Regions from separate parts of the Homo sapiens genome. Here all the other regions are linked to region 1. A link is a loop called in an ENCODE intact Hi-C map of the cell type or tissue named here. Cell type or tissue: PC-3. All regions are shown on one strand. Each heading gives the region's core, and the rest is flanking DNA. Links, peaks and the distances in the headings are about the cores only. Region 1 has its middle 75 kb from the start of ETAA1. Region 2 overlaps LINC01828 (long intergenic non-protein coding RNA 1828). Region 3 has its middle 80 kb from the start of ETAA1.

What was found. A loop is a pair of places that touch in the nucleus more often than their neighbours do. Peaks named below come from ENCODE experiments on the same cell type or tissue, not always from the same donor. Only the 100,000 strongest peaks of a DNase experiment are listed, where the experiment ranks them.
Region 2: a loop joins it to region 1, with 10 times the contacts of the local background. A loop is called at or near these places in 7 of 110 quality-filtered maps.
Region 3: a loop joins it to region 1, with 6 times the contacts of the local background. A loop is called at or near these places in 4 of 110 quality-filtered maps.

The regions. Positions count from the first base shown.
Region 1 is chr2:67,318,711-67,326,900 of GRCh38, reverse strand. No RefSeq gene overlaps it. Among named protein-coding and RNA genes, the nearest start is that of ETAA1, 75 kb to the left of the region's middle. In PC-3, for the core only: a CTCF peak has its summit at 4,062 (motif pointing right); a DNase peak (open chromatin) is centred at 4,080; H3K27ac peaks cover 708 bases.
Region 2 is chr2:67,232,603-67,240,792 of GRCh38, reverse strand. The region is part of intron 1 of LINC01828 (long intergenic non-protein coding RNA 1828); the gene reads right to left. The region is part of intron 2 of LOC101927661 (a long non-coding RNA gene); the gene reads right to left. Among named protein-coding and RNA genes, the nearest start is that of LINC01829, 21 kb to the right of the region's middle. RefSeq lists an enhancer at 3,911-5,352. In PC-3, for the core only: a CTCF peak has its summit at 3,319 (motif pointing left); no DNase peak of the experiment used is centred there.
Region 3 is chr2:67,473,142-67,481,331 of GRCh38, reverse strand. No RefSeq gene overlaps it. Among named protein-coding and RNA genes, the nearest start is that of ETAA1, 80 kb to the right of the region's middle. In PC-3, for the core only: a CTCF peak has its summit at 4,300 (motif pointing right); a DNase peak (open chromatin) is centred at 4,351; H3K27ac peaks cover 901 bases.

The sequences.
Region 1 (8,190 bases), core at 1,596-6,595:
GTGATTCTACACCCTAACAGTGACTAGTTTAGGAATTGGCATATAACTCATTTTTAGCAAAGGAAATTTGCTAATCAGGATTTAAGGGACACTTAGTAGACTCCTGAGAAAGAGACCTTTGTTCTTGTCACTATGATGCTGGATGTGACACCTGGATCTGTGCAGCCCTCATAGGACAAAGCTGATGAGGGATGGGAGAGTGGAAAGGTGGAGAGAATCTGAGTCCCCAGTGACAGTGATAAGCTGCTGAATCAACCAGCCCTGGCACCGTGATTACATTTGGACTTGCAGATATTATTATTATGCCTGGAAATTTGTGTTTTTTGAAGGTGAATACATACTGATTTTTCATTAAGTATTCTGAAAGTTTTCTACAAAAAAATTTAAATTTCATGATTATTAAAAAGCTAGTGAGATTTATCAAGCCAATTAGATGATACAGGCTTTTGTATTTTATTTAAACCAAGCATAGAAATACGTATTTCTTGAGTCATAGTCACAATCTCATTCATTTTCTGAGATGTATATTAACAGTTTAGAATGAGAAATTTATGAGAAAGAAGATAAAGGAATTCTGGCTGTAAAGTGAAAGTAATATTTACCTACTTCATAAAGTGATAGTGAGAACTGAATGAGTTATATTGAAAGCTCATAGAGCAGTGGCCGGCAGGTTGTGAGTTCAACAATTATTACTAACAATAGCAATTATAATTATTATTCTTTTTTGTGGCTTTTGTTGCTAAAATACTTGCTATCTTAATTTTAATTGTCTTTATTTTAAGTAACAGACTCTCTGAGAGGCAATGAATACCTCCAGTGAATTCAACTGGAGAATTTTGGGGAATAAATGTTATAATTTCTAATTCTTAGATGAAAAAACTGAATCATAGGATGGGACTTTCTATGCAACATCTTCAAATACAATCTTGATCATCACATGGATACCAAGTCCAATATAGCATCATTTAAAAATGTGAAGGGTACCAAGGTGTACTCCAGTGTGTATCAAACAGTGGGCCATGTTACAATGGTAGATTATGAGGCCAATTTAGTGGGGTTGCAACCATAATTTTAAAGAATTGAATTATTATGGAGTAGGACTGGTAAAATAAGAGTAAATTGCCTGTGTAAAGGTAAATATTGTTTGTGAAACCTTGTTTTGGTAATGTGTGCATGTATTGGTTTAACCTCTCACTGTGAGTTTTGATTATTGGTAGAGTGGAGAAACAGGGGCTCCATAGCCAGACAAACTTGGCTTCCAATATCATTGGCCTGTTTTACAGAAAAGAGCATGGAACTGTGCCTACAAGCTAACAGGCACTCAAAACAATGTCCCTTCTTTCCTGCCTCTGTCCACAGGCTGCCCCCACCTTCTCCAGTGTGGACTTGAAGTTTTGGAACCACAGAGTAATGCAACACTGACATTACACACAAGGTGTCCTTAAACAAACAGGTATCACTGTGTCATATTACAAATTCATCCAAGCTCGACACACCAGGAGCTCCGTGAGTGATCTGGGTTCTGAAGCAAGGAAAATCAATTGTATTTAAACAACGAAAAATAGTGTCTCCTGAGCTGCTCATAGCCAAGAAATCACTCTGGCCCCATTCTTAAAATAACAGGTATTTGGGTAGAACTATTGATTGTTTTCACTTTTGTTGCCTTAGCAGAATGACGCATCATCCATAAAAAATGTGAATGTGAGGACGGTGGGACCATCCTGGCACACTGAGCAGCAGGGACCTCCGAGCCCTCAGATGTCATCCAGCCAGGTGTGTGGGGGCCACTCGCCATGCACAGCTTCTCTCAGCAGAGGTGAGCTAAGAGGAGGGAGAGGATAAATGTGTTATCACATGCTGCCCATTGCTTATCACACAGGGAGCCCACATCTCCAAGTCCAGTGCATTTACTTGATATGACTTACCTTAGTTCCTTTTTTACCCGGGTGGAATGCTCAGGGGGAGGAACCGAGACACATTATTTGGTTTCACTGACATAATATTGAGCAGAAAAAGACGAATTCTCCTTCCCACCTCCTTTCCTTCTCTTCTTTTCTTCTTCTTCGTCTTCCTCCTCCTTCCCTTCCCCCTTCCTTTTCTTCTTTAATAAAACATCCATTTATGTACCAGAACTTAGTGAAACTGCTGAGGTAGTCAAGCCTGTAAATTGAACCGGTCCCTTTTACCTCCAGAAAATATGAACGCATCCTTCTGCCACGGGGCTGGCACACATGGCGGGATTATGCTACCGTTAACAGGAAGGCAGGAAAGTACATTATCACTTCAGGGCTGTCATTACCAGAGGGTTTCGCTGTGAACTATAGCATTCAGGGCAAGGCAGGCAGTGGAAAAGGGGGGCTGGGTGGGCAGGGAAGAAAAAAAGAAAATGTTGTTGTTGTTTTTCTTCCCTTAACAGGCTGACCAGAATGGTGGTGATATGAAGAGTTGGGGAATTCGACTTGAATACAAAACATAACACTGCTTTCACTTAAAAAGGTGATGACAACAGCTACCTCCTTCCATTATCCTGTAGGTACATATTTGGAAAAAGACAGGCTCAGCCACACCTGATGGCTTCAGCTAATCAATTCATGTTCATCTTAAATCTGTCAAGACAAGATCACCTATTTAGTGTTAAGCTTAAAGGGATATATTTTGTGCCAGTGAAATCTCAAAGAGATCAGTTCACTACACATTTTTTTTTTCTTGCTCCTCATAGAACAAACCCATTTTAAGATTATTTTTCCTCCTTGGTATAAATTTTAAAATTTATTTTAAACAAATCACTTATTTAATATCATAAATTACAGCAATAAAATGACCAAGAGATGAGAGTGCGTTTGACTTTTTAGGTTAGTTCATAAAACAGTTGCAAAGTTCTATATCTAAGTAGCGTTATTGCGATCTTATAACGGCAGAACTTGGGGATAGGCAGTGGAGTGAAGTTCAGAATCTTGGGCTTTGTTTTCTTCAGTCCTTCTACAAAGTTGCTTAGCACAGATACTGAACTCTTAGAGAAGTTACAATCATTTTTAATCCGTTTCTTCACAGTCTGTTTTTTGTCTGGATTCTGTTGTACAGCATAACAGATAAGCAGATCCCTAATGAGTTCAGAGCCAGCCAGTTAGTTCCTGGATATGTTACAGGTCCTTGTTAATCCAGTTAGGTATAGCAGGTTACTCATTTTTCCCATTTCTGCCCTTCACCTTGCCCTCCACTAAGATTTCTAATTTTATTGCAGAAAGATCTACCTTTTAGCAATGAAGAAATCATTATTATTTTTAAAAAGCAATAGTGGTGAGAGTAATTCTAGGCAAAGTATTACAGAAAAAGTAAACAGCATGAGATGGTGGTTCTACGATTCCCTACAAGACCATCTGTTTTCCCAATGAAAAATCTAGTGCTTCCTCGAGTTATGTTTTAAAAGGCTTAAGCAATCATTCAGATAATCAGACTTCATTGCTATGAAATTTCATCAAACTGTACTCAATCCTTGAACTCATATCTGGGTCCATTTTGCCAATCAGATAAAACTTCCTAGGCTTTTTCCTAGAGGCATGAGTGGTTAACTTGATCTTATTGCACTGCAAAAGATTTTGTGCTACACATCATTTTTCATAAAAGCTATTTGTTGTGTTAGGAGAACTCCAGAGAGACTGCTTGTTAGAATAGATTTTGGGGGTGGGGGTGGGCCAGCGCTGGTTCTGCTATGTCACTTTGGACCAAATGAAAATTCTTAGAAATTCTTACAAATTAACCTCAGAGGACATGAGGAGGCAAAAAGGTGATACAGAGGAAATTAGTGTCTTGGTAAGTAAAGATGTTATTTCTCATGAACAGACCAATAATTATAAAAAAAAAAAAACCAAAGAAATCTATAATTTGGAAGCACTGAATTCCTTTGTCTTAAGATTGTCACTTGCTTCTTCTTTCAGTTGGCATAGGGGTTAAAGCCACCTGACTCCTTTTTTTTTTTTCCTTTGTAAAGGTCAGCCAACGCATGCCCACTCTTGTCCACATGAGCACAAACAGCCTTTGCGTTGAAAAAGCACTAGGTGGTGCCCATTTTCTTTGCTGGTGAAAGGGCTGGATTCCCCAAGGGAGTCACTCTGGGCAAGTTCACCAGGCCCTGGCCCACATAGCACAGTGCACTTCTCTCACAGATGACCAGGAGCATGGTGTCACAGTCTGTCCCTTCCCTGATGCATCCTGGGGCTTGCCTGTTTTAGGAAAGAGCTTTGATTTGGGGATACAGTGTTTTTACATGTGAGGATAGGAGTAGAGGAGGGTGGTGGCAAAAAGCTTCGAGTGTTCCCTTTGAAAATGAAAGATAAGAGGAATAAAGGCTGCAACACTGCCATCTGCATTTGTAAAAAGTCATAGTATATCTCTGCCAAGGCTCTCCTCCTGCCAGATCATCTGGACAATGCAGTGCACATGCTAATTTTATTTTTTCCCACTTTTGCCTGTAATCAAACTGTGGAAATAAGGCAAATGAAGGTTAATCTTAAATTTCAATTTGTCTCTTCACAAAAATAATTATTTGTTGAATAAAGCATGGCTAAATTGAAGATTTTGCATGCCCATGTCTCCCCCCCAATACCTACCATTTGAAGAGGTGGCTTTATACTACTGAGTTCTTTCCTTTAAAAAAAATCTTATTAGGCACGCTTAACAGATTGTTGCTTTGTGTTCAAGGAGAGCAGATAACTGGCTAAGAAGATTTTTTTTTCCAGAATAATTTTATCCAGGCGATATGCCCATCGGATCTGTTTTAGAATGTAGAACTATTTAGAAAGTTTTTGTTCTTGTAAAGATCTGGTAGCAGCAATTGAGCATAATCATGTTATTGTCATAAAAAGAAAAGAAAAGAATATAACAATTTTTTTCTAGTAGACATATGTCTTGTCTGTCTATAACCTATTCCCTGAAATTTGGCCTAGTAGAGTTAGTTTGTTCAAATATATTTATTTTGTTTTAGAGAAAGCAAGAAAATTGTTTTTTTGAATGCCAAAGAAATAGATTCTTGTAGTAAAATCTTAATCTTGTTTCACAGGTTGGTGAACCATACTCCAACAGAAAGGGGACATAAGACTGTAAGTAGTTTTAAAAAGTTGAACTAAGAGAAAAGCTTTATTATGAAACTATGAGGATTATTTCTGTGCACTGGCTGCCCCGTCATATGTCGTGGCATGTGGCGGGTTGACTGCTCATTAATTCTATTTATATCAGTATGATAATCCACCCCACTGAGTATGCATGTGTTAAAATATTCATAAATTATGTTTATTGTGACCAAATATACATTAAATGCCAAAAGAAGACCATTATTTAAAGACAAAACCAGTCAACAATCAAACAAGCAAAGCCTTTTTACTGTCAGTCCAGTACATTATGTTTTATCAAATTCACATGAATTGCTTCTCCTTCCAGTGCCCCATAAGGAATGTTTATCCTTTGTTTTTAAACTATGCAAAGAAATAGACTTCACTGAAAGGAACAGATTTGGAAAACAAAAGCTGTTACATGATCTCAGACTAATAATAACATCGGCTGGAAGAAACCATCTAGGGAAATGCACTTTTGGCTTCCAAAATTATTTGATCCCTAATATACCCTTGACTTGAATTTGATGGCATTTCATAAAATCATAGACTAAGTTAAATAAAGCAGCTAACTTTTTTTGATAAACTAGGCTGCCAATAGAATTTTAAGTTTGTACATTTTTTGTTTGAAAACAAAAAAAGGATAGTTAAGAAAATCTAGAAGGTTGAGAATTGAGACCAGTAATTAAACTATACTGCGGCAGACCGTTTTGGAACTTATTACTTCCAAATGAAGCAATCCTTAACTACTCTGTTTTGAATGATTCCAGGAAGTTGAAAAAATTGAGGTGATTATTCTTTTTACAGGCTGCTTATGCAGCAACACAGCACAGTTGAAAAGTTTGAATTCCTTGTCAAAATCCAAAGTGGTTTTAGTTAAAATATATTGCCTAACTTACCCAATTCATCATATTCTGAATTGAAGCCATGAAAACATCTAGGATTATTAATTATGAGGACCATACTTCAGATTTAACCAAAATAATGATCATTTTAAAAAGTGACCTGTATGCTGGCTTAATAGTCACTTGTAATATCCTCCAGGAAACTGTTAAAAATTTCAAAACTTAAATTATACTTGAAAGGACTTTTTTTCTAAATCAAAACAATAAGTGAGGAGTAAAACAAAATAGAAAATTCTGAATTTATTTCATTGTCACCATATGCTTATTTTAAAGAAGAACACAACATTTAGAGAACAAATTAAATTTAGAGAACAACATTTAGAGAACAAATTAATTTAGAGTAAAAATTAAATGTTTTTCTCATGTCGCCAATACTTACTATAGGAGTGAAGTCATCACTTAAATTGCATGTTAATTTCAAGTAAGATTTTTTTTTTTTCCTGTATAATGACACCATTATAGAATGTTTTACTTTCTACTTTTCCTTGGAAGAAAAATGTCTTTACTTCTATACAATCTTTTAAGAAACCTAAACAGTATGGCAACCTGAACAGGTATAGGAAATCTCTCCAGGGAAATAATTCAAAATGTGGAAAAAGCCATGTATATAAAAATTTTCTTTATAACATTGTTTATAATAGCAAACATTGGAAGGCATTTTAATATCTAGCAGTGGAAGCTTGGTTAGGAAAAGATGACAACATTCATTTGATGAAATATTATGCAGTCAATAAAATTGGTATAAAGCAGTATGAGAAATATGGGATAAAATACTAAGTTAAAAAAGGATACAAGATGAAGGTGTAGCATGATTATAATAATTTTAACACATGCAAACAAAACACTAAAAGAGGATGCACAAAAGTGTTAATCATCAAATTGAAGATTGAAATGGATTTTTTACCCTCTTTTCATACTTTTATTATGTTGTCATGCAATTTAAAATGCATTTTAAAATTTCAAAATTATTATCAGTAATCAATTTATACTTTTTCTTTAGATGTCATAAATAATCACCATAGATTTTTGAGGGGAAAAATTAGACAACTCCAATTTCCAAAGATGTTAATTTTAAAACCAGTATCCCAACGTGTGGTTTTAGTATTCAAACCTAATTTGATTTCTATGGAATCATAGTGCACTTATATTTTATTAAATAATAATTCCCTCTTTTATTAAAAAAATCCTGCTTATTATATTTAACTCTAAACGACAGCTTTTTCGCCTCTCAGTTCTCAAAAACCCTGAGCAGCCATTTCAGAAAACAAAACAAAAGAAAACCCCACATATCAAAACACCACAAAACCCTCTCATTAAGCTCTCTGCAAAGTTTGAGATGTACTTTCATGTGAATCTTGGCCTCTGTACAGCACTGCTGCACAATCATTTTCATCTGAGATTTGAACATATTGGAAGAACTAGAGCCTTCCTTTCTTTTATCCTGTCATTTCCCCCGCTGGAAGTGATGGGCATATGGCAGGCACCCTCCCTAGATTCTCAAACAACAGGAGGGACCTGATTTCAATTCCTACATCCTGTCATCAGTGACTCTCGGGATATTTTGTTCTTGCAAGGCTAAGGATGTGATTCGAATTTGCCATACGGACAGAGCTTAATGCGATGCCATTTTTACCACTGGCGCCCTCAATCAGTTAATTAAACATGATATAAATCACCACATGTATTTGTTAAGTAAGATTAATATGGCAAAGTCAAAGTAAAAAATGAGGAATCCTCCCCATCCTAGGAGTGTGAATCACTGATAGGAAGATTACACTTTTGGAAACTCAATACTTTTGAGCAGGCTTTGTTGGTTTAATCCCTCAGACTGCTTTGTGCAACTTGAAACCTAGAGCTGTCATCTTTAGCCAAAATTTCAGCCATAACTTCCTCAGCTTTCACCCCATTATTGAAATCAGCATTCACAATACTTAACAAAGATCAAACCTTTCAGCGGACCACGGGGCAGCCTCTTACCACCTGGGACACCAGAAACATGTTTAATAAATATTTCATTTTGTTTTAACATGAAGACTCCCTGGTTTCAATTTTTTTTTTCTTTCCTGGGGAGCTAAGGGCTACCACCAAGCTGCACATTCCGTCACTATGGTCAGTTAGGTTTATAGCCTTAATAAAAGGATTTGCCCCCCTTCACATGCTAGGGAGCCTTGTTAAACCAC
Region 2 (8,190 bases), core at 1,080-6,079, 86 kb after region 1:
GCCCAGACACCACCCAACACCTCCAGGAGTCCTTACAACTCTGCTTATCTGGGTGAGATGAGTCAGCATTACACAGTTTCACTTGTTGCACAAAGGAAGGGACGGTCATAAATATCAGATGGAGGCTCCCATCCTCACTTCATAATCCAGTTGGACATGCTAGTGAAGGAAGGGCTTCTGGAAGGGCTAAATGAGTTGGTAGATGTCAACAGCTCAGCACAGCACTTGACACAAAATAAGCATGTTGTAAACTGCAAGGATTAATAGATATAATATAGATTGTAGATATTTTCCTGCTTCACTTTATGTCACAAAAAAAATGCTAAGTGAATTGCTTAAATGTTGAAACATTCTGGGAATAAACGCAATTGGGCTTTATTTTGTTTCTTTTTTCTTTAGTAGAAACTATATATTTACTTCATTTTAGGTACTACTCAGGTACTCACACCTCAACATATCATTGCTTCTTCCTCTTGTTATGGGGTCAGAAATTTATCATGAAGTTTTAATTGTTAGACAATGAGGATTTTCCAGTTATCAAAATTCTTTGGGAGAGAGAAAACTTTAGCCTCTTTAGGCCAGCACCTAATGACACAGTTGGGAAGAGCAAACCAAATAATTTCGGAAAACAACCTTTGACTACAATTCTGATCCAAGAGGATCAGAAGTGTTATCTATTGAGAGACTGCCATGTCTCAATTTAACAATATTAGGCATTCTCACCTGATTTTTCACTTAAGTCATATAATACACCTGCAAGTAAATGTGATTTCGCCCCTTTCCATACATGAGGAAAACGAACCTGGTGCTTTTTAGGTTAGGTGCTAGAATTTGCACAGGTCTGTCTAATTTTGAAGTACAATCTCTTTTCCTTACTGCCAAAGATGGGGAGAAGAGTGGAGAATAAGAAGTTCGGTTAGAATGGGAAGACTCCTAAGACAAAACTGGCTTCTTAGCATTTGCTTAGGACAAGTGTTAGAATAAATGAACTAAATTAACAATAGCAACAAAACAGGAGAATATTCTGTCTTGGTCTGCTTAGGCTACTATATTAAAATACTAGACATTGGGTGGTTTAAACAATAGACATTTATTTTCTCACAGTTCTTGGGGAGAGAGGACAGAGATCAGGGTGCTAGCATGGCAGGTTTCTGGTGAGGCCTGTCTTCCTGGCTTGCAGACACTAGATCTCTGGTGTCTCTTCTTATAAAGATACTAATCCTATCACATCAGGGCCCCACCCTTATGACCTAATTTAGCTTTAATTACCTTCTTAGGGGCACTATCTGCTAATACGGTCACACTAGGGATTAGGGCTTCAACATATGGATTTTGGAGGGACACAATTCATTCCATAGTTATGCTTCTCTCTAAGTTAATGCTTGTCTATGTCAACCTTATTTTTATATTTTCTATGCTTAACATGGGCCCCATTATAAAACTCAACTTATTTGGGATGGAATAATTAATAAATAAAAACAGTTGGAGGTCCTTCTTTCCAAAAGACTATAAAAATTGATGCTAAAGTATAATAGGGTTGTAAAAAAGAAATTTCAGCAGCTTAATTTCTTAAAAAAAGTCGTAAGAGTTTTCATTAGCTAACTTCCAAGATAGCTAGTTTTAATCTAGAATAAAAGGTTTCTTAAGGTTTCTCAATAGTGACACTATTGACTCCATGCACCAGATAATTCTTTATTGTGAGGGTTACACCGTTCATTATAGGATGTTCAGCAGCATCCCTGGCTTCTGCCCACTAGATGCCTGTAGTACCCCTGTCCCACTCCCACTGCCACCCTGTCTTGGCCTCAATCATAATAATAAAAATTGTTTCCAGACATTGCCAAATGTCCCTGGCAGGAGTAGGGATGTGACAAAGTCATTTGATCTAGATTCCAGTTTGTAGACCACAGAGTATTACGGATCTTAGAGAGGCCTCTAATTCCAAAACAGAGAATCTGCTTCAATCTCATTGGGATGCATGATCCCTTGATTCATCCCTTTTCTCCCTCTTAACTCAGTCTGTGCCTCATGTACACTCACAGATTTCCTACTCTGCCCCCATTCCCTTTTGCCACTTGTCCTTCTGCTGTTTCTGTCTCAGCAGAAGTGTCCATTTTTCTGCTCCTGCTGCCAGGCAGGTAAAGGTTAATTGAGTAAGAAACAACTTTGGCATCTTTTATACACTTCTTGGTTCTGCTACCAAGGTATTCTCTCAAGTCCCAGCTAAGCAGTGGCCAGAAGTTTGCCTCTCAACTTTATAGTGAATTCCTACTCTCAAATCCTATCATCAAACAAAGCTCATCTACAACTTTGCTTCAAAGATCAAGACTTCCTGGTTTGACTGCTGTTAACATCTGTCTTCCATTTACAGACCTTCTATTTCTTTATTTGCTCTGAAGGAAAGTCCATTCTCCTGTTCAAAGCACTCTTGGTCTTCCCTATTATTACCTTTTTCTTGCTTTGGTCCCCTCCCCGTGTGTCCTTGTTTCCCCTTGCATCTTTAGTCTCTCTCATTCTCCTTGTCTTTTCTTCTGTTTCTGAAAACTTGCTTAAGTTTTCTTTACTTTCAATTAAAAAACTAAAAAATCCTCTTCCCTAACCCAGTGGTTCTCAATTAGGAAAGATTTTACGTTCCAGTGGACATTTGGCATCATCTGGAGGCATTTTTGGTTTTCACAACTGAGGGTAGGAGTGTTACTGGCATCTTAAGAGTAGAAACCAGGGGTGCTGCAAAACATTCCATTTAAAATTACAGGTCTTCTTTTCCCCAACCCCAACAAAGACTTATCTGCTCCAGATATCAACAGTTCCTGAGGTTGAGAGTGCTCAACCCTATAATTCCCTGGAGATGCTACATCACCTCTGCTCTTTTACTTTTTAACTCATTGGAAGAATTGTGCACACCTGCAACTGTACTTGCTCACTGCTCAATCACATTCACTTACTCTTTAATCCATTGCAATCTAACTTCCTTCCATAGGTTACCAAACCATCAAATCAAGCAACCTCAGTTCAATCTTTAGCTTCTGAGCCTCTCTGCAGTCTGTGATATTACCTTCCCAGCCTGTAGCTTGGGAAATCATGGAAGGATCAAAGGTTCACGCATCCCAGTGAAGTTGAAGTAAATTGTCTATTTTGGAAATGAGAAGTCTTCCAAGATCCACAATACTTTATAGTCTGGAATCTAGACCCTAGATCAGTGGTTCTTAAATAAATTTGCTCCCCCTCTACCCCTGTCTGGGGACATGTGTCAATGTATAGAGAGAATGTTTAATGTCATGATTCGAGCAGGGGGCACTACTGGCATCTAGTGGGTAGAAGCCAGGGATGCTGCTCAATATTCTTCCATTTTCTTTCTTCTGACTTATCTTTTGGTATGCCTCCTTAGCTCTACCCTGTCTTTATCCTCCTCCAATCTGACAGGTGTTTCCATTAACTCTGTGGTCTCTTTTTACTCCTCCTCTTTGTTTTATCTATGCTGCCGGTTTGTAAACTTGGTGAAAACATTTTAATCATGCTAGATACATGGGATGCTTTTCAGGGTTCCTTGCACAAAGGATAGCTCAAAAAATATTTGTTTGCTTGAATTAGGATTAAACTACGTATATCTATGTAGAAAACAAAACAAAGCAAACTGGCCTCCAATCTCATGAAAATCCGAGAGCAAAATTTGGAGCTTTTATTTATCATGTGGCACATCTTATCTCCATTGTTATGCCATGGTAAAACAGGCCCATGGAAAGTCAGGAGAAATAGGAGTCCAGAATTTGAGTTGAGTTGCTGACACTCTTGGACTTGGGAAAACCTGTATTATTCTTGGGCATATTTCCTCATGCATAAAACAGAGGGGCTAGAGCAGATGAGCTTCAAGGTCATTTCTAATTTCAAAGTTCTATGATCCTAAATAGAAAACTCATAAAGTTGAATCCCTAGTAAATTTTTTTCTAATTCAGCAAGTTTTTCAGTAAAATGATATTCTTAAGTTGACTTAATTAATATCTTTATATTTTGATGGGTCAAACATGCAGTGTTTAAACATGTGTATACATATGAATACATACATATTAAACATTATGTACCTATATAAAATATATGTGTATGTATATATGTATCTATATGTATGTGTGTGTGTAAGCATCATGTAAATCCAGTAAAACCAGGCTTTATTTCTAAATCAAATGTTCCAGTGCAATTCTAAGTGAGTTAAAAGATGTTGATCATAAAAACATGGATTCAGCCTTAACAACTGTGTCACAGATAATGACGATGTAATGAGGGAATTTAAGCAACAATCAGAAATGATGTGGTTTTCTTCCCCCACCAAGCACATGTTAAATTAACCAGTAAGCCTTGAAGCCATGCATACCTGATGATTATTTTATGTTATCTTGTGTTTTAAAAAATGGTTCCAAAGTACTAGATTTACAGCACTGCAGAATCCCACACTGTTGCAATGCTGTCTTCAATTCAGCCACTTCATATTGAAATTTCACACACAATAATTGGCTGACCTTCACAGCTATGGCAGAAACTAATTAAAGCTGTAAGGCTGTGCTAGCATTGCTTTTGTGTGAAATGTGAAGTTTGGTGATAATGAAATATGGGGTGCAGATGTTATTGTCTTAGATAGACCGTGCCCTTGGTTCACACTAATGAAGAACAGCAATTATTAAACAAAAAGTATTTTTTACTCATTAATTATTTTGTGTTGTGAAAGTAGAAGTACAAACACAGCACCACCTCTTCTACCAGCTAATCCCCAAAGTAATTTTATGGACTTTACCAGCTGACTTCTATATCATTAGGTATCCAGTTTTCACTTTCTCCCCCTACTGCTCTTAGACCTTTGGGAGCCTTAAGCAAGGACCTGGATGGGTTCAGAGAGCAAAGGGTAAAGGGCATGCTAAAAATGGTCACCCATAAAGATTTTTAGACAGCTGGAGGATTAAATGAATGAAGCTTTTTGGAAATAACTTCACACACCAAACAGAGATGTTGGTAGAAATATGATGCCATCCACATTGTTGTCGGATGATAGGCAAAGGTCACTGCTGCTCTTGAGGTGCAAGTAGAGAAATGAAGCAGGCCTGAGCTCTGTTTCTTGGTTGTTTGGAGTCTGGGTTTCTATTAATAGGTCAGTGTGACTTGCAGGACTTCCACTGGGTCAAATATAACAAATCACAGATTTGTAACAATTAAAGGAAAACACTAAAAAGGCACATTGTATTGGCAAGTCTTCACTTTCCATGGGCGAATGATCTAGTCTGCTTCTCTTTAGTCCTCTTCTCATTGACTATATTTTAAAATTTAAGTTATTTTTTTTTCCTCATTGACTTTGGGATACTCAATTCTTATTAACTGGCTGAGGTGGGAGAGACATGAATTAAACTTAAATTGTCCAATTTCCCTATTTGGGGAAGGAGAGTGAAATGATTAAGTTTAACTGTTACTTGTGTAATTTTTACTGTCATTCATACCCCGTACCATGAGCATGCAGGTAGCGACTGCATAGGGCACTGTATCAAGGCCTTGTCTAAGAGGTGTCAGCTAGTAAAATGCAGCAATGATGAAGATGGGAAGTGGCAGAAGCAGCAGTAGGTAGGTGGGCATCAACTGGATCATGTTACTTCAGACTAGGCAGGGGAACAAAGGCTTGAGAGGAGGAAGATTTGTGGTCATGGAGATACCATGTAGGGGGAGGTTTGCCATAGAGGTTAGAGGAGGTAGCTTTGGGCTCCATTTTCTTAATGGTTGTGCCAGTTGTCAATATACCTTAGTCTCTGGGTAATGGGATACTTAGTGGGACTATGACTGAATTTGAGGAGTAATTAATATGGCTAATGATGGTTATAATGACTGTTGGCATTCTATGTCTCTTCATTTTGGGGAAAGGATAAGAACATCTTCCCTTATATGAAGGATAGCTATACATTGTTAGGTGGAAACAGACTTGCATGGTTGTTGTAAAGAAGTTCATTTGCGTGCAGATGGGTGCACATAGAAGCTCAGTGACCAAAGGGGTGGACTATGTCAGTTATTAGGCTATTGCCTCTCACTTCCTAATCTACGCTTCATTGCCCTGCTTTTGATAGTGGGACATTTCTCCCTTGCCAGCTTGCACAATGTTCCCTTTTTGCAGTAGAGGGCACTGGAGGGACACTGGAGGAGGAAAGGGCTGTTCTTTCTGGTTTCTGTGTGTTTTCTGGTTACTTCTGTAGTATAAGGTAGGCAGCATTCACAGGACACCAGCAGGGTTCAGAGGCAGCACATTTCATGAGTATCTCCCCATTAGCAGCTTTTCCCCAGCAACGCAGAGGGCAGCTTTTTAGATGTTCCACTATTATGGGAAACTGGCCTGCCATTCAGTGAGCCATGAATGATCAAGTCCTCTCCAAGGGAGACTGGGTCTCACTGAGACCTTGAAGGAGGCAGGGCTTCACTGGGTCCTCTGCCTCAAACCTAGAGGTAGTGGCTGCTCCCTCTCTGTGCTATTTCTGTAATCTTACCCCAAATAGGTAAGAATTACCTACTCCTAAGATGGCAATCCACTCTTGTAGTTAATAATCCTTTTTCACTAAGCTTTCCTTGTTCACATTGCTATGTGGCTTCTGTCTCCTGATTGGAACCTGACTGATTCAGTGACCCTCCCATCTTCACTTCAATGACTTAAAAAAGAAGTAAATTAATTTGTTTATTATCATGACTGATTGAGTTAAATATAAAAGGCTAGGCAAGAAGGTATTGGTAATAGCAGAAAGGTGACAGAATATAATTGAAGCAATTGTCAGCTTTCAGAAGAAATAGATATGAATTAAAAGATTACAACCCTATGCAATTTTCAGTGTAAAGAATAATGAAAGAATGAACAAAAACTCTTAACTTTACCATATATCAAATAAAGCAGTAAATTAGACTGAAAATATAGAAAATATAAAAATGTGGTCACATTGTTCCATGTTAAAATGTACAGAGTACCCACTTAGAGATTACAAAAGGCCTGTAGTGTTAAATCCTTTGGGCTAAGACATGAAACATCAGCTTTGGAGTGGTCTTGGCTTACAGTGTAGAGGGAAGCATTAGATCATCTCACTCTCAGGAACTGGTTTCACCCCTATTACCACTCATCCAGAATGCATCTCCAATTCACTTATTTGAGGCAGACTCCACAGCACTGCTAAATTTTATAGAAGCGAGATCCCAAACACTGCCCTCTCTTTACAGCATAATCATCATTTTCACCAGCAAATCTACCATTACACAAAATATGATCAATAATGGAGTGGATGCTGTTAAATAGAGCAGTAAAGAGACCTAGCTGGAACATTAATGAGAGGCAAGGCACAGCAATGGAAGCCAGCTCTTCCCCAAGGAGAGAAATTGCCCCCTTAGGATATCAAACCATGTTTCTCCTCAGGCTGCATGACACATGGACCTATCAATACCATGAGTAGAGCAATGTGCAGGTAGAGATCACCCATGGGAATGGCATCTAGGGACAGCAATTCAGACAAAAAGGAAAGGGTAATAACTTGTTCATTGAGAAATAAGTGAGTTACAATGCTCCTGAGCAGGTGTCTGGTCTGATGCTTCTAAGCTAGAAGTGCCCGTTTGGCTTAGAAAATATAATGTCAAACTTCTTTTCAAGCCAGATCCCTGGGGACAACTAAAACTGGGTTGCTGCAGAGAACTGCTTTTTAACCAGGGGCTGAGCAAAGTGCTGCTAATAAAACATCAGATGGTCTTTGTGGTGGTTTCTTTCAGAGTAGGCTGGCTTCTGACTGATGGGTCTTTGGTGTCTACTTGTTTTTAGCAAAATTTTCTTTTTTATCTTTTTAGAGATGGGGTCTCACTCTGAAGCCCTTGCTGAAGAGCAGTGGCATGATCATAGTTCACTGCAGCCTCAAGCAAAATTTTAATGTGAGGACCTGTTAGTGGTAGAATACCTGTTTGCCTCTATGAAGAAGTAAATGTCATTTTCAGTCAGAGATAGAGAATGATAGTGATGGTGAAGTTGGTTCTTGTGAGTGTCTCCAGGTTACTCATGAAGGGCAGTTTGCACACCTCCTACTCCCATTAGGTGCATGATTAAATTGCTACGATACTCAACTGCTATAAGGTGTACTGCTGGTAGTCTCACCAAATCAGTAGTTCCTAAACAAGGGGTGCTTTTGGGCTGCACCTTGCCTCTGG
Region 3 (8,190 bases), core at 1,985-6,984, 150 kb before region 1:
TTTCTCCACATCCTCTCCAGCGCCTGTTGTTTCCTGACTTTTTAATGATTGCCATTCTAACTGGTGTGAGATGGTGTCTCATTGTGGTTTTGATTAGCATTTCTCTGATGGCCAGTGATGGTGAGCATTTTTTCATGTGTTTTTTGTCTGCATAAATGTCTTCTTTTGAGAAGTGTCTGTTCATGTCCTTCGCCCACTTTTTGATGGGGTTGTTTGTTTTTTTCTCGTAAATTTGTTTGAGTTCATTGTAGATTCTGGATATTAGCCCTTTGTCAGATGAGTAGGTTGTGAAAATTTTCTCCCATTTTGTAGGTTGAACATCAGCCTTTTAATCACTGCATTTCTATTTCATCATTTTAATTTAAGCAATTCTCTATTTGTAGACATTCATATTGTTTCCAATTTTTCATTAACTTAAACAATACTGCAGTGAACATCTTTATTTTGGCACTATAATAAAATAGCGTATGTCTCTTTGGATACCCTCACATTGCTAGTCAAACACAGGAAAAAAAATTGACATGAGAGGTGCTTACAGTGATCAAAATAATAAATAAAATCAGGATTTCTCTTGTTTTTTTCCCATGAATATTTTTTCTCTTTCTCAAAACAACAAAGAACATCTAAATAAAAATATCTCAAAAGGATTCCCTTTAAATAAAGGAAAAGCTGAAACCATGAATTCAAAAGAGATTCTAGAGCAAAGAAGCTCTCCTTCCTGATACTCGTTTCCTGGATTTAAAAATAAAAGTCCATTTCTTTAGTTGTTTTAAAAGGGAGAACTGCTATGATATTTGTACTGAAAAGGAAAGATTACATTAAGGGCTGACACAAATTGACAAAAGCCAGAAGATTCAAACTGAACACTATCCCTCTATCCCTAACTCAAGCATTTTAAAGCAAAAAATAATTTTAACAAAAGGACTGTGCTCCATTAAAAGATTTAGTGGTGACTCAGTAGGACAGCTAAAAACACATCTAGCATTACATGCTTCCATGATAGGTACTGAAAACATTTTAAAGAATAGATTAAAAGAGCATAATGGGAGAGACTTCGCTGAATTAATGACTGGGAAGAATATGATTCTGGTAAATCTGACACATACAACAGTCCAGCATCTGCAAACGCAGATGAGAGGAAGACATAAAACAACCTTGTAAGAAACCTGCACAAAAGTGTCTGCATTTTACTGTCCATAAATATCTGGTAGTTGGGGTGAGGTAGGAGCCGATAGACTGTAAATAATCTGTGTGCGTGCTTATACTAATTACTGTTAAGGACAACACAACCCATTTATTCTCCAAGTGAGCCATTCTGAATAATCATTCATATTTGGATTTGCTCTCATCCAATGTCTAGTCTTTGCCAGTGCCTTCTATATCTAGATCATTTGTAAGGGACCTATTCCACCTTACCGTGCTTTTCCTCTTCAAAATCTTTACCACCTTCCATTGCTTCCCTCCTCCACTCATACCAAACCCCCTACCTGCTCCCAGAGCTTAAAACCACAAGTTCTTTTCTGGAATCCTCTCAAGACAACAGAGCTAAAAGAGTTAGTGGAAGAGCCCTCTACTCAGACATGATGAGACCACTTGTTAATCAGTTAATCCAAAGTTTGTTCAAGTGGGGAATGATTTAAAATGATATTACACTTAAACATTTATTTTAATGCACGTCCATTTTGCAGCTGTTGATGCAGGGGTGAGGGTCCTTCCTCCTGTCTGGGTCCTCTGGAATTCCACAGCATCTTTCTTATATAAACCATATCCATAATATATTTCTACAATTTCCAGTTTGGAAATTTCTCTGAAAAAAATATGATACTTGCAAAGCACTTTGACTGCCAAAAGAATGTCCACATTGTTTTGCAGCTTTTTCCAATTGTTCACAGTTGTCTGGCCCACCCCATTTCAACAGCCTACTTTTTTTTTTTTTTTTTAACAATCCTACTTTAAACAAAAATCAACTATATTAAGTCTTTCAATGTGCTTGGCTAAATTTTCATAGATTCATGAAAATACATTCATAGCTTCATATTTTATTAAATGACATAATTATAATAAAAAGTACAATGATGGCCAGGTGCAGTGGCTCATGCCTGTAATTCCAGCACTTTGGGAGGCCAAGGCGGGTGGATCACGAGGTCAGGAGTTTGAGACCAGCTTGGCCAATATGGTGATACCCCGTCTCTACTAAAAATACAAAAATTAGCCCATTGTGGTGGTACACACCTGTAGTCCCAGCTACTCGGGAGGCTGAGGCAGAAGAATCACTTGAACCCAGGAGGCAGAGGTTGCAGGGAGCCGAGATCACGCCACTGCACTTCAGCTTGGGCAACAGTGCGAGACTCCATCTCGAAAAAAAAAAAAAAGTACAATGACTTAAGGAGGTTTAGGGACAAACTGTAGATACCATTGGTCCTCAATGAGAAGACACTAGCATTCATCCTGTGGAGGGTTTTATGCAGTGAACAGAGAGCATTTGCTAATCAGGTGGGTCTGATCTGGCAAAGCAGTTAAGTGGGGGCCGTTTAAGAAAGTGTTTGCGGTAGATCTATCAAGTTAAAAATTTTGGAGCCTGTACAATTTCTGATGATTGGCAGAGAAACCCAGGATATAGCTTATCGCCACAAACTCAGTGTGTGACCACAGATAGCAGTGATATTCGAAAGTATCCAAAAACATCAACCAGGCTGGGCACTGTCCAATTAGAACACATGCTGCCCATTAACCACCTGTAAAGATATACTGTGTGTTCTAGTTGAATATCAGCTCTGATGTGGAAAAGCTGACATTCGCGACCTTATTCACTTGCAAATGAAAATACAAGAGCGGTTGGTCAAGCAATACTCTAAGTTCCTTCTAACTCTGACATTCCTTATTGAGCTATGTACACCCCTAATTAATTTCCTTCCATGGGATTAATCATTTTTCTGATTCAATTGTTTGTTCTTTTTCTGGATGGGGGTCATCTCGGAATTGTCGTTGAGACATAGATTCTTGTGGGCAATAACAAGAAGACAAAGCAAGGGAGGCATGACAAGGTATACATTAAATGTAAATGTATAGTGTATATTTTCTATATGCCACGGTATCAAACAGATCTGCTTGCACATACTCATAACCACATACTCACATCCTCCCACCTGATTCTCTAGGGGTCTGTGTTCTGCATGTTTTATTTTGTTTTTTAACCTGGGGATGATGCTAATTTTCATGGCTTGCTTCGTTTACACAGATTGGAGCATGTTTTCCACATACAGCTTCTTGTTTGCCAACAAGCCCAGCTGTTGGGGGGCATAGAAGATCACCCAATTATAGAAAACAGTCTTGAATACCTTTTCATGTTTCCCTCGCCTACCCTGGAGGCTCTTTTCCAACAACTACAATTTTAAGGGCCTTTTTCATTTACAGGAAACATTTACTTCTTTATTACTTTTGTTTGTTTGTTTCCAACTCATCCTAAAAGAGTTTACCATAGCGTAGGTAGGGGACCCTTTTCAGTTCTCCTCTAACAGCCCACAGGGAAAGCAAAACCAGGAGAAACCAAGGCCATGTGACCAGATGAGAGCAGGCTTTTATTTTGAACTCCCTAAAAAGGGAAACAGGACCCAACAGATTTGAACATTTGCTTGGAAAAAAAAAAAGAAAAGAAAAAAATCTCCAAACTACTTTACGGTGTTAGCCCAGGCTCCTGTATGCCAAGTCCCAGCCCATAATAAATTTTATTGCAATGTTATAAACTCCTGAAAAGAGGAACTTGGAATGAAAGTGCTGACACAAGCTGCCAGAGCCAGGCCACTTCATTCTTGTGGACTCTGTCCTGACATCAGCACACGTCTAAGGCAAAACCCCCAAAACTGAAAAAAAATGTTTTGCCCGACGGATTCTTTGATTCTCTCTTAATTTTAGTTAAAAAGAACGGGGGAGGGGACCTCATCAATGAGAAACGAGCACTCTTGCAAACAATACATGACTGCATGTGGATGCTCCTGGCTTATAGCTCAAAGAGTTATTCAGCTGAAGTTAAATTCATTTTGCAAATGAAGCCAACCTTTTTTGAGGGGTGGGGGGGGGGTGATTATTCATTTAAATGACAGCTTTATGTACTATAATTACAGTCATTAATGAAGGCACAATTATTTTATCATACATTACCAAGATCAAAGAAGATTTCTCAAGAATAAGTTGTCAGCATATAGAGTCAATACAGAAATTAGACCAAATATGAACTGTAACATTTTGCTTAAATAATGCCCTAGAGGTTAAAGAAACAATGAGTTAAAGTTGTAGAGGGAGAAAATTTAAAAGACACACTAGAGGTCACTGTTGCTACTTGAGCTGAAGATGTATCCACACACATACACACCCAGGCACACAGGCGCACACACACGTGCGTGTGCTCACACACACACAGGTATGTATATATATAAAATATGCATATTTTAATAGGTTCTGTGCCTATCAGAAAAACTCTAAAAAGATCAGTTACCTTCATTAAATTAAAAAAAAATCCATCATGGTATTTTTTTCTGGTGGTTATGTGGACAGTTGGCTATAAAAAGATGAAATGTAAAAATAAATCTTAATTTTGAGGATTTCTTTCATGACCAAGGACATATCAAATACTTCACCTCTGATGAAAGATTTTGCACCTACTCTGCATTTTGAAAAACACCTTTCATCTATATGTTCATTTGGATTAGAAAGTAAAAGTAATTGAGGAATTATGGTCAGTATGCCTCTTCTTATTAGGGGAAGACGATTCCCTCTTTTAAAAATTTTTCAAATTTTAAGATTGTTAAATAGGGATGATATATTTAGTCCTATCTTTGAAGCTGTAAGGAGAAAGTTGTTTAGGTATGGCAAGTCTGTGAAAAATCTTGGAACAAGTATGGGAATTGTTAGTGTAACATTTCAACTCTACATTCATAAAAGGAAATTATTTTAGGAAAAACGACGGGTGGGCCTTTGTAAATGTAATGAGTTTAACAGGAAGAACTCCCTTATTCGTAGCTCCTGAAGAAGTCTCAGGCTCCGTACTGTGCTCCAAGACTTTTGGTGCACAGTATGTGCATATTGTTGATAGAGAAGGAGCAGATCTATTTCAGAGCCCAAAGGCTGGCTCCTGAGTGGATTAGCAGAAAAACTCAAGGCTGGATGATCTATCCCAAGAATAGCATCTCATTGCCAAGGAAGGAAATCCAGAAGACATATTCATGCTGTTCAGTATTCTTCTTAGAGTATTGGTTTCAGACATGTGTACTGGCAAGTGAAGGATCAACCTGGAGGTGTAAATTTCAAAGCTAGGCTCGCAAACAACGTTTCCAGAAAGATGCCCATTTCATCTCTCTTGTTTTCTATTCTTTGCACGTGATGCATGCCTTTGTTTGATAATGCAAGACCTGTAGCAAAGGACAAATAAGGGGAAAGGGTGAGAAAACTATCTCATTTCTTTGCTGAACCTCTTCTTTGTTCTCCATTGTGTTTTTTGATTTGTCCATGCAAATCACAGTCCTGGGAGTAATTAAAGTTCAGAGAGCTAACTAATAGCTCCTCAGTAACCGGATATTTTCTACGAATTTCATGGGTGTGGGTAAAATGGATTTTAAATATAATTTGAATATTTTAATGGAGAATTACACATTTTTAATAGAATTTGCCAAATATCCTCTGTTAAATTCATGTTAGTGACGGAAGAAGACTATTAGGATGCTCGCAACCTCAATGTGAATCAAAAGTAACTGCTTTGCCCACGAGACAGTGCAGCATGGAAGAGGTAATCTGGATGCTGGACTTTTGGTGCTTCCTCTACTACCCAGCCAAGGTGAACTTGGGCAAGCCCTTGACCTTCGCAAGGCTAATTTCTCACTTGTAAGAAGGAGCTAATAATTTCTGTCTTCTCAGGCAGGATGACATAAATTAATAGGTGTAAAGTGGTTGGTACCAGGCTTGGAATGGGAAAATTTTGGTAAGTGTCATTCATCTTCATTGTCATAACAGAAGTCCCCTGAACTCCTTGACACCTATCAAGAAGGGACAGATGCTGTGTTTACACCCACAAGCAGGTATGAAACAACAGCAACATAAGAAAACAACATTTGAATTCAACAGCTTGTTATTTGGGGGTGAGGAGGACAGGTTTTAATTAACAGTTGTATTTTTGTTTTTCCAAACAGCTTTGTGTTTACCAATTCAAACTTGGACTTCAGAGAAAACAGAGAGCACTCTACTATGATAACACAGAACTAGTACCATAATTTTTTTTGGTTAAGAAAGGTATGTACGTTCTGGAAGTTACCTGGGTAGAATAAAAAACAGAATAAAAGTGGAAAGAACAAAAGAATTTAAAAAATGAATAGAATTTATTTTCAAATAAATGTGCATTTTGTTAACCAAAATAATAAACATTAAATGTGTTTGTGTTTTGTGCCACATAACTATTTTTTAATGTCCTATTATTCACAGCCTAGTTAGAGGACCAGGGGTTCATTGAAGTCAGCATGTTTAAGAGCAGTCCCACAATTCTTACCAGGCTGAAAACCACTGCCTTCACCAGCTCTGGTTGCAATTATCATATGCAATACATTTTGTTTTAAATGGAAGCTTTTATAATGAAATTTAGAAGCCAGCGTCATTTCTCTTCCTTTGCTTTCTACTAAAAAAGAATTTGAGGACAGACAATAAAGGAAATGGCAAGGAACTATTCTATGACCTTGGGCAAATCTCTTCGGTAGTTCGGCCTTGTATACACACACATATGCCCACACACATGCACACACCCCCTTCGTTTTATATTCTTCTGCAAAGCCATGTCAAACAAAAAGTTGGATGGAGATTTGGCAATTCCTTGGTTATTTTGAAAAATGGATATATTGATCAAATTGAATGGGTACCAAATTTTCTAATTATGCAAATAATTGCTAAGTCTTCAATGTAGCTTGCTTAAGAAGTACTGCCCAGAGAAGGGGAAATGAAGAGTTTCTTTCTCACTTGGGTATACAATGAGAATTTGTAGAGAGCTGTAAGCACCTCAGCCGAGAAATGATGCAGAAGGAGAAAACGTGGGCTGGGTGCGGTGGCTCATGCCTGTAATCCCAGCACTTTGGGAGGCCGAGGCGGGCAGATCATGAGGTCAGGAGATCGAGATCATCCTGGCTAACACAGTGAAACCCCGTCTCTACTAAAAAATACAAAAAATTAGCCGGGCATGGTGGCGGCCGCCTGTAGTCCCAGCTACTCCGGAGGCTGAGGCAGGAGAATTGCTTGAACTCGGGAGGCGGAGCTTGCAGTGAGCCAAGATGGCGCCACTGCACTGCAGCCTGGGCGACAGAGCGAGACTCCTTCTGGAAAAAAAAAAAAAAAAAAAAAAAAAAGTAGAAAACGTGATACCCTTTTCATCTTACTATAATGAAAGTACTGGAACTGCCTTTTACACTAGATTAAAACATTTTTAAAACCCTTGTTCCTAGCCACACCCTAGAACACTGTTTCTGAGTTGCCTTTATTTCATTAACATTCTGGGTCAGCAAGAACAGGGCTTGGACAGAAATACAGCAAGATGGCTACCTATCACTTGCAGAGGAAAAAAAAAATTCAGGATCATTCCCCAAGTGAATTAAAAACATAATAACAAAAAATCCTCCAGTTAGTGATTCTTCTTTGCTGCCTGTAGGCAGTTCTTTGATTGTGGGATATCTGATGGGTGTTGGTGGGGAGAGCCAGTTTAGTTGTGTTTACATGAAATAAAAGGTAGAAGCTGCACAACTGTACCCGAGAAGCTAGGAAGGTCCCCCCCGATGCGGCAGCTGTGCTGTGAATGCCTTCAGGTACTTGATTTTTCCCTTTGTTGACATCAGTGTAGCCACATTAGGGACTCTTAGTGTCACAGTTAGACTTTGGAAATAAATACAGTATAGCAGCTCTCCAGGGACCTCTGCTGAGAAAGAGACATCAAATGGTGAGGAGATGGTGAGGAGGAGTGGCTTGCCTGGAGAGCCAAGGAGCTCCTTAAAGTGGGCTCTGGACTGAGGAGCAGTGAGCAGGCTCAGAATGAAAAGAGAGCAACAAAAAGGACTGAAGAGTTGACACCCACTGTCACTTTTTGCCTCGCTCATGAATTTGGCACGTGCCTTTGGAGAATTCAGTGCAAAAAGACCTCCCACCAAAGAGTGATGTCTGTTGCTTTGT